Linked DNA regions of Homo sapiens: region 1 is linked to region 2. Evidence: read pairs that join two places in POLR2A ChIA-PET (ENCODE). Cell type or tissue: Panc1. All regions are shown on one strand.

What was found. Peaks named below come from ENCODE experiments on the same cell type or tissue, not always from the same donor. Only the 100,000 strongest peaks of a DNase experiment are listed, where the experiment ranks them.
Region 1: POLR2A ChIA-PET joins it to region 2 with 9 read pairs; 3 of 35 experiments call an interaction of 5 or more read pairs at or near these places.

The regions. Positions count from the first base shown.
Region 1 is chr3:150,336,067-150,341,066 of GRCh38, reverse strand. The region is part of intron 1 of LOC107986141 (a long non-coding RNA gene); the gene reads right to left. LOC107986142 (a long non-coding RNA gene) reads left to right here. Exons shown (of 3, transcript XR_001740959.3): 3 at 746-1,450. Among named protein-coding and RNA genes, the nearest start is that of LINC01214, 15 kb to the right of the region's middle. In Panc1, no CTCF peak of the experiment used is centred here; no DNase peak of the experiment used is centred here; H3K4me3 peaks cover 367 bases; H3K27ac peaks cover 4,464 bases.
Region 2 is chr3:150,556,563-150,561,562 of GRCh38, reverse strand. It overlaps EIF2A (eukaryotic translation initiation factor 2A), which reads right to left. Exons shown (of 14, transcript NM_032025.5): 3 at 3,101-3,175. Among named protein-coding and RNA genes, the nearest start is that of EIF2A, 12 kb to the right of the region's middle. In Panc1, no CTCF peak of the experiment used is centred here; no DNase peak of the experiment used is centred here.

The sequences.
Region 1 (5,000 bases), 220 kb after region 2:
AATGTTTATTCATTTTACTTGTTGATCAGAGGAATTTATCCTTCTTTTAAAAAAACTTTTGAAATTTTAAAATCAAATCAGTGCCTGCTGTAGCAGCCAGGAAAATATGATCTTCAGATGTCCCTTTAAGAGGACCTGCGGCCGGGCGCGGTGGCTCATGCCTGTAATCCCAGCACTTTGGGAGGCCAAGGCAGGCGGATCATGAGATCAGGAGATCGAGACCATCCTGGCTAACACGGTGAAACCCCATCTCCACTAAAAATACAAAAATAAATAGATAAATTAGCCGGGAGTGGTGGCGGGCGCCTGTAGTCCCAGCTACTCGGGAGGCTGAGGCAGGAGAATGGAGTGAACCTGGGAGGTGGAACTTGTAGTGAGCCGAGATCGCGCCACTGCACTCCAGCCTGGGCGACAGAGCGAGACTCCGTCTCAAAAAACAACAACAAAAACAAAAAAAAACCTGCTGTGGGGCACATAGCAGAATGACAGCCCCTAGCTGCCACATCTTTGGATATACTGCGGCATTCATGCTGAGCCATAGCCCTCTGGGCTGCTCCCAGCCAATGACTGAACACTGAAGTGGTGCTAGGATGCCAGCGCAGGCCCATCCTCCCTGACACAGAACTCTGCTAGTGGGCAACTTTTGCTTAGACACTCCCTATCAGCTCGGCAAGTCTTTCTCAGAACTGCTCTGGGTTCCCAGGCTTTTCCTATCCAGCCTTTCCTTGCCCTTCTCTCTTCACAGGTGGCAGACCTGATCTCAATCCCAGCTTTCTCCCTGTCCACTCCTGCTTCCTCCTCCCTTTATCCTTCACAGGCTAAGCATTAAACATCAAGTAAGTAAACATCAGGTCCCATCTAAGCATCGGCTTCTATGAGCATCTGAACGGACATACGTACTCACTGTTAAAAATGAGCAAATCCAGAAGGGCATATACGAAGAAGCCACAGTTCCTCCCCTTATTCTCTCCTGCCCTGCATTTCCTCACATGAGGAAACACTTTAAACAGTTTCTCTTATAGCTCTTTGACAGTTAGTTCCATACTCCTAAAATAAGTTTATGCCATGCTTATTATTTATTTGATATATATTTTAGATATTTGTTATATACACATAAATATATGTAATATATTTGTTATCTTTTTCCATAATATGTTTATGCCATGTCTTTCTTTTCTTTTTTAACCATTGAAGTATAATGGACACAAAATAAACTGTTTATTTTTAATGTGAGCAGTCTGATGAATTTTGACATTTATATATGCCACAATCAAGCTATTAAAAAGGGCAAGGGGAAACTTTTCAGGGGTGAGCATATTCATCATCCCTGAAAGTTTCCTCATGCTCCTTTTAATACCCCCACCACCTCTCTCCATACTCTCTGATCTGTTTTCTGTCACTATAAGTTAGTTTTCATTTTTCAATTTTAAATAAATGGAATCTTATAGTATGTGGTATTGTTTTTCTGGCTTCTTTCGCTCAGCATAATTAATCTGAGATTCAACCATGTAGTTGCATGTACCTAATTCATTCTTTTTTGTTACTAATATATCTCATTGTATAGATACAGCATGATTTGTTTATTCATTCATCTTTTGGTGGACATTTGGGTTGTTTCCAGTATGGGGCTATCACAAATAAAGTTGCGATGAACATTTTTACACAAATGTTTGTATAGATTTACATTTTCTTTTCTCTTTCCTTTCTCAGAGATCATTGTTCTTCATCATGGGGCGTCCAAAGTCCTGAGCGCCGTTGTTTCATATATTTTATCTGGTATTTTAGTTGTTTCAGGCAGGACGGTAAATCTAATCCTTCTTACTCCATTCGACTGGAAGTGGAATTATCACATACCTCTTTAGCTAATCGTAGTCTCCCTTTGAGTGATCCAATACCACTTCATGTGTAGTGTATGAACCCCCAGTATGCCTATTTTTTCCCTCCCAGCCTTTGTGCTATGATTGTCATACATTTTGCTTTTACTTGTTATAAACTCTTCAATACATTATTACTTTCCTGTTTCTTTAGTCAACAAGTTTAGACATTATCTGCTGATTTCTATAATGTTGGCTATGGATTTAACTCACTTATCTTTCATCTTCCAAATCTGGCCTTTCTTTCCTCCACTTCCCCATAAATTGCCACTAGTTTTAGATTTTTTCTGCTATTAACCGTTACCTGTGTAACTACAAAAAATACACTCACATCCTTACTTCTAATTCCATCAACCATTTGACAATACCTCTTAATTCTTTGATTTGTGAGGTGAAAGTATGAAAGCCCTTACCCTTTCCTTCATTTCTTGATTCCTCCTAATCTCAACCAAATGCTTAATTTTAACTTATGTTTTCAAGAAAAAAGAAAACAAAAAACATGAACCTCATTCTGCAACTACCCCTAAGTCTTCCTTTTTAGGCTAACCCCGTGGGTTGATTCTAAGAGTTGAAAATTGATCAGCAGTGATTACATTATGACTATGTAAAGATTGTTCACTTCTTAGCTGCATAAGATACTATGATTTTATATCTTTTTTTCATAGCTTTGTGATTTTCTTGGAATTTCTAATTATTTCCTCCTCTCCATCCCCATCTTTTGCATTACTGTGATTTTTTTTACAACTTGATATTTCAATTTCTTAAAGATAGCACCAAATCTGTGGATTACTTCAGCTCATATACATTTTTTTTTCCAGATACCTGCCTTTTAAAACCCTTGTCCCGCCAGCTCCAAGCTGGACTTTTCTTCTCTAGATTTATTGAAAAGCTAAAATGGAAGAGACAATTAAGCCATGTCTTCCTTCCATTTTTCTCTCGTTTGGCTTGTTTCTTTAACTCCCTATTTTTCTCTTTTTTGGTTTACTCTCTTGTTTTATTGGAACACATCCTTGAATCACTTCTATAAGAAAGGTATATGGGAGGTAAACTTACTAAGTCCTTCCATGACTTAGAATAACTTTATTCTACTCTCCAATTATACTGATAATTTGATTGAATGTTGACTTTTTCATTTAAAATCATTTTTCCTCAGAACTTTGAAGGCAATGTTTCATTGTCTTCTAGAATTCAGTATTGCTGAAAAGTTAGATGACAATCTGATTTTTTGGGAAAAAAAGGCAATTTTTTTTTTGCTTTGAATGTTTTTTGGATTAAAAAATCTTTGATATTCTTAAATTTCACCATTCTGTGACTGAATATGGGTCATTTTTCATTCATTTTGTGTAGTATTCTAGTATTTTCTTCCTCCTTTTTTTCTTCAGTCTAAAGACTCAGGTCTTTCAGCTCTGATAAATTCCCTTTTAAAAATTTGTTTGTATTCTCTCATTGTGTTTGTTTTTTTTGGAGCTTCTACTCACTGGACATTAGCCTCCTGGATTTGTACATTACAATTTAGGCTTTTTTTCACATTTTTAAACTACTTGTATTTTCTACTTTCTTGGAGATTTCCTTGATTTTATCTTTTAATCAATTTATTAAAACTTTGCTTAAATCACTATACTTTTAATTTCTAAGAGGTCTTTCTTATTTTGGGTCAATCCTTTTTTATAGTATCCAGTTCTTGAATTATAATCTTAATATTTTTAAATTCTGTCAGAGAATTCTTATAGTTAAAATATTATTTTTTAGTATGTATTCTTAAAATGTGCAAGTTTGTGTATATCTTGCATGGGTAATGAGTGTGGACATGTCCATGGACATACATTCCTCAAGGGTTGGTATTTAAAAAATCTACTAAGAGATTATTTTTCCTTTTGGTAGAATGCAACTTTCTTCAGTGTAAGTTGAGTTTTCAAAATATGGAGTTCACATGTTCAGAATATGTACTTTCTCACTTAACTAGACCAACTGCTGCATTGAATTTGCTTTAGAGAAATTTGTTTTTCTTCTCTCAAAAATTCGGGAGTTCTTTTCTTTTTTATTGTATATTTATATCTCGCATGTCAGTTGATGATCTGAAGCCAAGGGACCAATACTGGGTAATGTATGACCAGAGCCAGATGAGAATACTTAGTAGCTGGGACAGAAACTCTCGCAAGTGTTTAGAAACTGATGTCCTCTCAGAGCAGTCCTGGGATGTAGATGCAGTGGGAGGGCAGGGGAGAAAGGTCATTAATCTGGTAATTGACCCTTTCAGCATCTGCTTTCCTCCAGATATACTAGTTGGGTGATCTAATTGCATGGTTGTTCAGAGTTTTAAAAGTATATGCAAATTGATAAACTATGCACCAAAATAGTAGCCATGCTTATTTCTGGGTTTCAGGATATGGGGTGTTATCTTTCCTTTAAAAAAATATATATCTGGCCAGGTGCAGTGACTCACGCCTGTAATCCCTGCACTTTGGGAGGCCAAGGTGGGCAGATCATGAGGTCAGGAGTTTGAGACCAGCCTGGCCAACATAGTGAAACCCCTTCTCTACTGAAAATACAAAAAATTAGCTGAGCGTGGTGGTGGTCGCCTGTAATCCCAGCTACTCAGGGGGCTGAGACAGGAGAATCTCTTGAACCCAGGAGGCGGAGGTTGCAGTGAGCTGAGATTGCGCCATTGCACTCAAGCCTGGACGACAGTGCGAGACCCCGCCGCAAAAACAAAAACAAAAAATATATCCTTATTTCTAAATTTCCTACAATGAACATAACTTATGTAATAAGAAAATAATTTATTTTTAAAGTGTATGTATGAAGCTTTCTTCTGAATCTCCATTTACTATGTTGAAAGTAGCAAAAAAAAAAAAAAAGTAAGTAAAAAAATAAATTTTAACTCTAGAGCTAATGACTATACCTGAGATGAAAAGACTAAACTCCTTCAATGGAGAGGGCCAAGAATGTGATAGAGAAAGGGGAAGGAGAGTGGGTAAAAATATTGGTGGGGAGGATATACAGAAGGAGGTGGGAGCAGAGAGAAGAGGCCTCAGGTATATACTCTTCTGCCCTTCTCAATGCTGACAAATGGTGGAATCATGACTTTGGATATAGTCTGGATTTGCAGATGGAATATAATTGAAA
Region 2 (5,000 bases):
TCTGTCACCCAGGCTGGAGTGTAGTGGCACAGTCTTGGCTCACAGCAACCTCCACCTCCTGGGTTTAAGTGATTCTCCTGCCTAAGCCTCCCGAGTAGCTGGGACTACAGGCGCATGCCACCACGCCTGGCTAATTTTTGTATTTTTGGTAGAGACGGGGTTTCACCATGTTGGCCAGGCTGGCCTTGAACTCCTGACCTCAGGTGATCCACCCACCCTGGCCTTCCAAAGTGCTGGGATTACAGGTATGAGCCACCGTGTCCGGCCCGCAAAAGTATACTTTTAAATTTGAATAAATGGGCCAGGTGCAGTGGCTCACACCTGTAATCCCAGCATGTTGGGAGGCTGAGGTGGGAGGACTGCTTGAGCCCAGGAGTTCAAAACCAGCCCGGGCAACATAGCAAGATCCCATCTCAATTAAAAAAAAAATTTTTTTTAAATAAATAGAAGCTATAGCAGCTAGGGAAATCAGTAAGGAGACATTTGATGTCTACTACAATCTCAAGAGCAATCTCTAAAAGATATGATTCTAAGAATTATTATGGTACAATGACAAAAATGACAATAATTGTATGATAAAAGCAGTTCCATTTTGGGATGTTTTCTATGTACCTAACCACTTTATGTACATTTTCTCATTTAATCCTTACAACAATCTTACAAATGTCATCATTTCTGTTTTACAAGTGCTGAAATTTAGGCTTAGAAAAATAAAATGATTTGACGATTTGCTCAAGATCATACTATTGATAAATGCCACAGCCAAGCTTTGAAATCAGTTTGGCCTGACTTACTGTTATGTACTAAACACTCTGGGGTGTTTAACAAAAAAAAAAAAAAAAAAAAGACTCTCCATCTTATTCCAGAAGTTGCTGTAAGTAACTTTGTTCTACTCAGGTTTGAGGAAGATAACTGAGGTTAAGATAAGCAGTCACTGAAAAGAATGAAAAATTACCACATAGTATTTAAACACACACACCTAACATGGAAATCTTTACAACTTGCTGCAAATAACCTATTTTAGAATTACAAGACGCTTTCTTGTTTTCTTCTTGTTGCTGTTGTTAACCTTTATTTTTTTCTTTGCTTTGCAACTGGAGCCTACTCAGAATTGATGGTCTTTAAGAGTTATTCTTAGTTTAATGAAGGATGTTTATTTTAATTAAGAAAAAACATATTTAAGGAAGAATCAGTAACGGTTTCTGACTTAGTTAACCAGAAACTGAACAAAGACCACAATCAATACATGAAATCTAGTTCTCTTGCCCCAGAACAATAAGTACCATTGTGGTCACAGCACTTTAATGAAATAAATGCTAGAACTTAATATAGAAGATATCTATTAAAATCATGGACATGACATATGGGGACATACTAAAAAGATTCAGAGTTGAATCCCATAGAAGGTTAAGTGTGGATATGAGTGAACTATTAACAATAACTGCCAAGGTAAAAACAGACTTATTCAACAAACTCTAAGCTAGAAGAACAAGGAATACTTCAAAAACAAACAAACAAAAAAAGACAATGAAAAGAAGTATAGTATAGCCCATTAGGTAGTAAATTTCTATTGATTCATTACTCAAATACTACAAACTAAAATATGGATTAAAAAATAAAATTTAAGTACCCACAATAGGTTACACAAAAAAAGAGTAAGAAATTTTGAGATCACATCCTACTTTTTGAGGCTGAGATTAAAACTGTTAACATTGTAGATAAGACTCATTATAATTATATTATTAATGATTTGAGAGTAGTAGATTCAGGCTGGGTGAGGTGGCTCATGCCTGTAATCCTAGCACTTTGGGAGGCTGAATAAAGCGGGTGGATCACTTGAGGTCAGGAGTTAGAGACCAGCCTGACCAACATGGTGAAACACCATCTCTACTAAAAATACAAAAATTAACCAGATGTGGTGTTGTCTGCCTGTAGTCTCAGCTACTGGGGAGGCTGAGGCAGGCGAATCGCTTGAACCTGGGAGGCGGAGGTTGCTGTGAGCTGAGATCACGCCACTCTGGGTGACAGAGTGAGACCCTGTCTCAAAAAAAAAAAAAAAAAAAAGGGCTGGGCATAGTGGCTAACACCTATAATCACAACACTTCGGGAGGCCGAGGCAGGAGGACTGCTTGGGGCCAGGAGTTTGAGCCTAACCTGATCAACATAACAAGACCCTGTCTCTATTAAAATTGAAAAAAGAAAAAGAATAAAAGACCAATTTTTTTTAATTATAAAAGCTAATTCTGCCAGCTACTTATAGTCATAAAAGGTGAATCAACTAATTCAACATGTTCTCTTTAGTAGTCAATTTTTAAAAAGCAAGTATTAATGGGTAGTTTAAACACTTCTGAATACATTACCATTGTAAAGAACAATGTTTAAAATTTACTTTTCAAACTAATGCATGCAGTTTCTCCCCTTTGAAAAACCTAACAGTATTATATGTGGTTTAGAACAATGTAGATAACTTTAAGCCAAGCAACAAATATTTGGGCATTTGCATGGTCTATGAAATAAAATGTTGTAGTAACTCTTGAAAAATTAAAAAGGACTGGTTTTCTTAATAAAATATAAGCATTTAATCAACATAATTTTTTGTGCAAGACCAATTTTGTAAACTGGTATTTTATGTAACATATATTATACTAAACGTTCTTTTGAATAACATACACTTTTATATACATAAGACTAATAATAATAACTGCAGGCAGTTGTTAGTAATTTAACAGCAAAGGTAAAAAAGTATCTACATCTAGGATTAAATGAGTAAAGAGAATTATTTTCTCAGTGTTACTGCAGATTTAGGAAACTCCAACCAATAACTTAGAGCACTGTTTAAAACAACTCAACTTCTTTAGCATTAAATTATATTTTTCATATATTAATTTTTAATTCTAAGTAACTAGATAAACAAGTCATGGCATATACATAGAAATGAACAACTTTGAAGGTATTTTGTGTAACGAGAGGTAATATCTCACTACATCATGACATTAAAAGACGGATTTTATTAATGACACTCAAATATCTGTTATTCAAATAATGCCAGTTGTGTTTATATTCGTGACACACAAAATATGTTATGTAAATGAACACTAACTTTTCTCCATTGCCCCAGGCAAACAAGGTCCCATCCTTACTAAAGATACAGACTTTGCAATTCTTCCCAGATTCCCTGAAAATGACAAAAAAAAAAGGTTTAAATGAATAAGCATTAATACTTTTCAAAAAAATCTGATTATAAAGTCAACCATTTCACTATCAATTTAATAACTAAGAACTTGCACAAATTTCAGAAAATTCCAAAATGCTTTCATCTGCCAAAATACTTTAAAATGCAATGCTATCACTGTAAAGTAAGCTGGAAAATGATTTCATACTAACAGATGGATTTTAAGAAAAAAATAGAGCCCTTTTGGGTGAATAAGTTTGTGTGGTAGGCCTTCCATCAATTTCTCATGTGTAGAGATAGAAAGTATAACAAAAATAAGAGGCTCTTCACCTAACTACTTGGGAATATTCTATCAAGTATTCAAAACTCTAAGTACTGTATCTCCGAAGTGAAGATGTTTACTATGAATACATCACCCAGTGATAATGAATACCCAAATAGAAACTTGTATCTGTGCACATGTAGATGTACATTAGTGTAGTCACAACATGAGATGAGAACTTCCTGGCTAAAAAATAATTTGAATTGCTAAATAACAACAAAAGCATTGAGAACTGACTGATACATCCCTTACACTATCTTTGCATTAATTCATCTGCACAAATGAAGATGACATTTGTGCTTCTGCAATCACACAATAATGACAGCTTACACTCAGTTTATAGATAATAAAACATTTTTAAAATCTCTTTCTCATGGTGCAATGGCTCACACCTGTAATCCCAGCAGTTTGGGAGGCCGAGGCAGGCGGATCACCTGAGGTTGGGAGTTCGAGACCAGCTGGGCAACATGGCGAAACCCTGTCTCTAATAAAAATTCAAAAATTAGCCAGGTGTGGTGGTGGCGCCTGTAGTCCCAGCTACTCAGGACGCTGAGACAGGAGAATTGCTTCAATCCAGGAGGCAGAGGTTGCAGTGAACCCCTGCGCCACTGTCCAGCCTGGGCGAAAGAGTGAGACTCCACCACACAAAAAAATAAAAATAAAAAAAATCTTTCCCACATAAACAGCTATGATCAAGATGTTCCCCATCCTATACTACCCTACACTTATGCAACTCATTTCTGAACCTTACGGCAGAATTTTACAATTATCTTTATTAAATTCCACCCAGGTTTTGGCCTATCATTTCAGCCTACTGAGGCCTACTTAAATCTTGATTTTCTCTTTTAAAACATTAGTCAGTCCTTACATTACATACGGAAGTATGTAATATATAAATTATAAAACTGTTACTAGGCTATCATCTAAATTATTTATAAGACTGTTCAGTGAGCTCTGAACAAGATCCTGTGGCTCACCAACAGTCCTTCCCTCAAATTAAAACTAACTCATTAATCAGCTGACTTTACTGACCTTAACCAATGACAATTCTGTCATCATCATGCAACCCAAAGACTTTCTCATTTCTCAGATATTTTGCCAAAATTATGTTTACAGTTCTATTATTCTAATGTGTATTCTATTATTCTGTCTGGAAATTCTACCCAGAAAGGAAACGAGATAAGCTTGAAACAATTTGTTCTTAGGAAGCTCATTTTGACTTAATAAACACCCCCTTATCGCAATGATTATAAACTTACTAAACTACAGAATCCAGAATTCGATTATTTTCTTGGTCTTGGCAATTGGGAAATTTTGCCTCTTTCCTTCTGGTATAATTTTTTGAATGAAAAATTTCAAACATACACAAAAAATAGAGAAAAAGTATGATAATCCACCTATGCACTCATCATCAAGCTTAAGTAACTATTAACTCAGAGCCAATTTTATCTATTCCCCACTTTTATCTTTCATGCCACAACATTCCAACGCAAAAACTAGATGTCA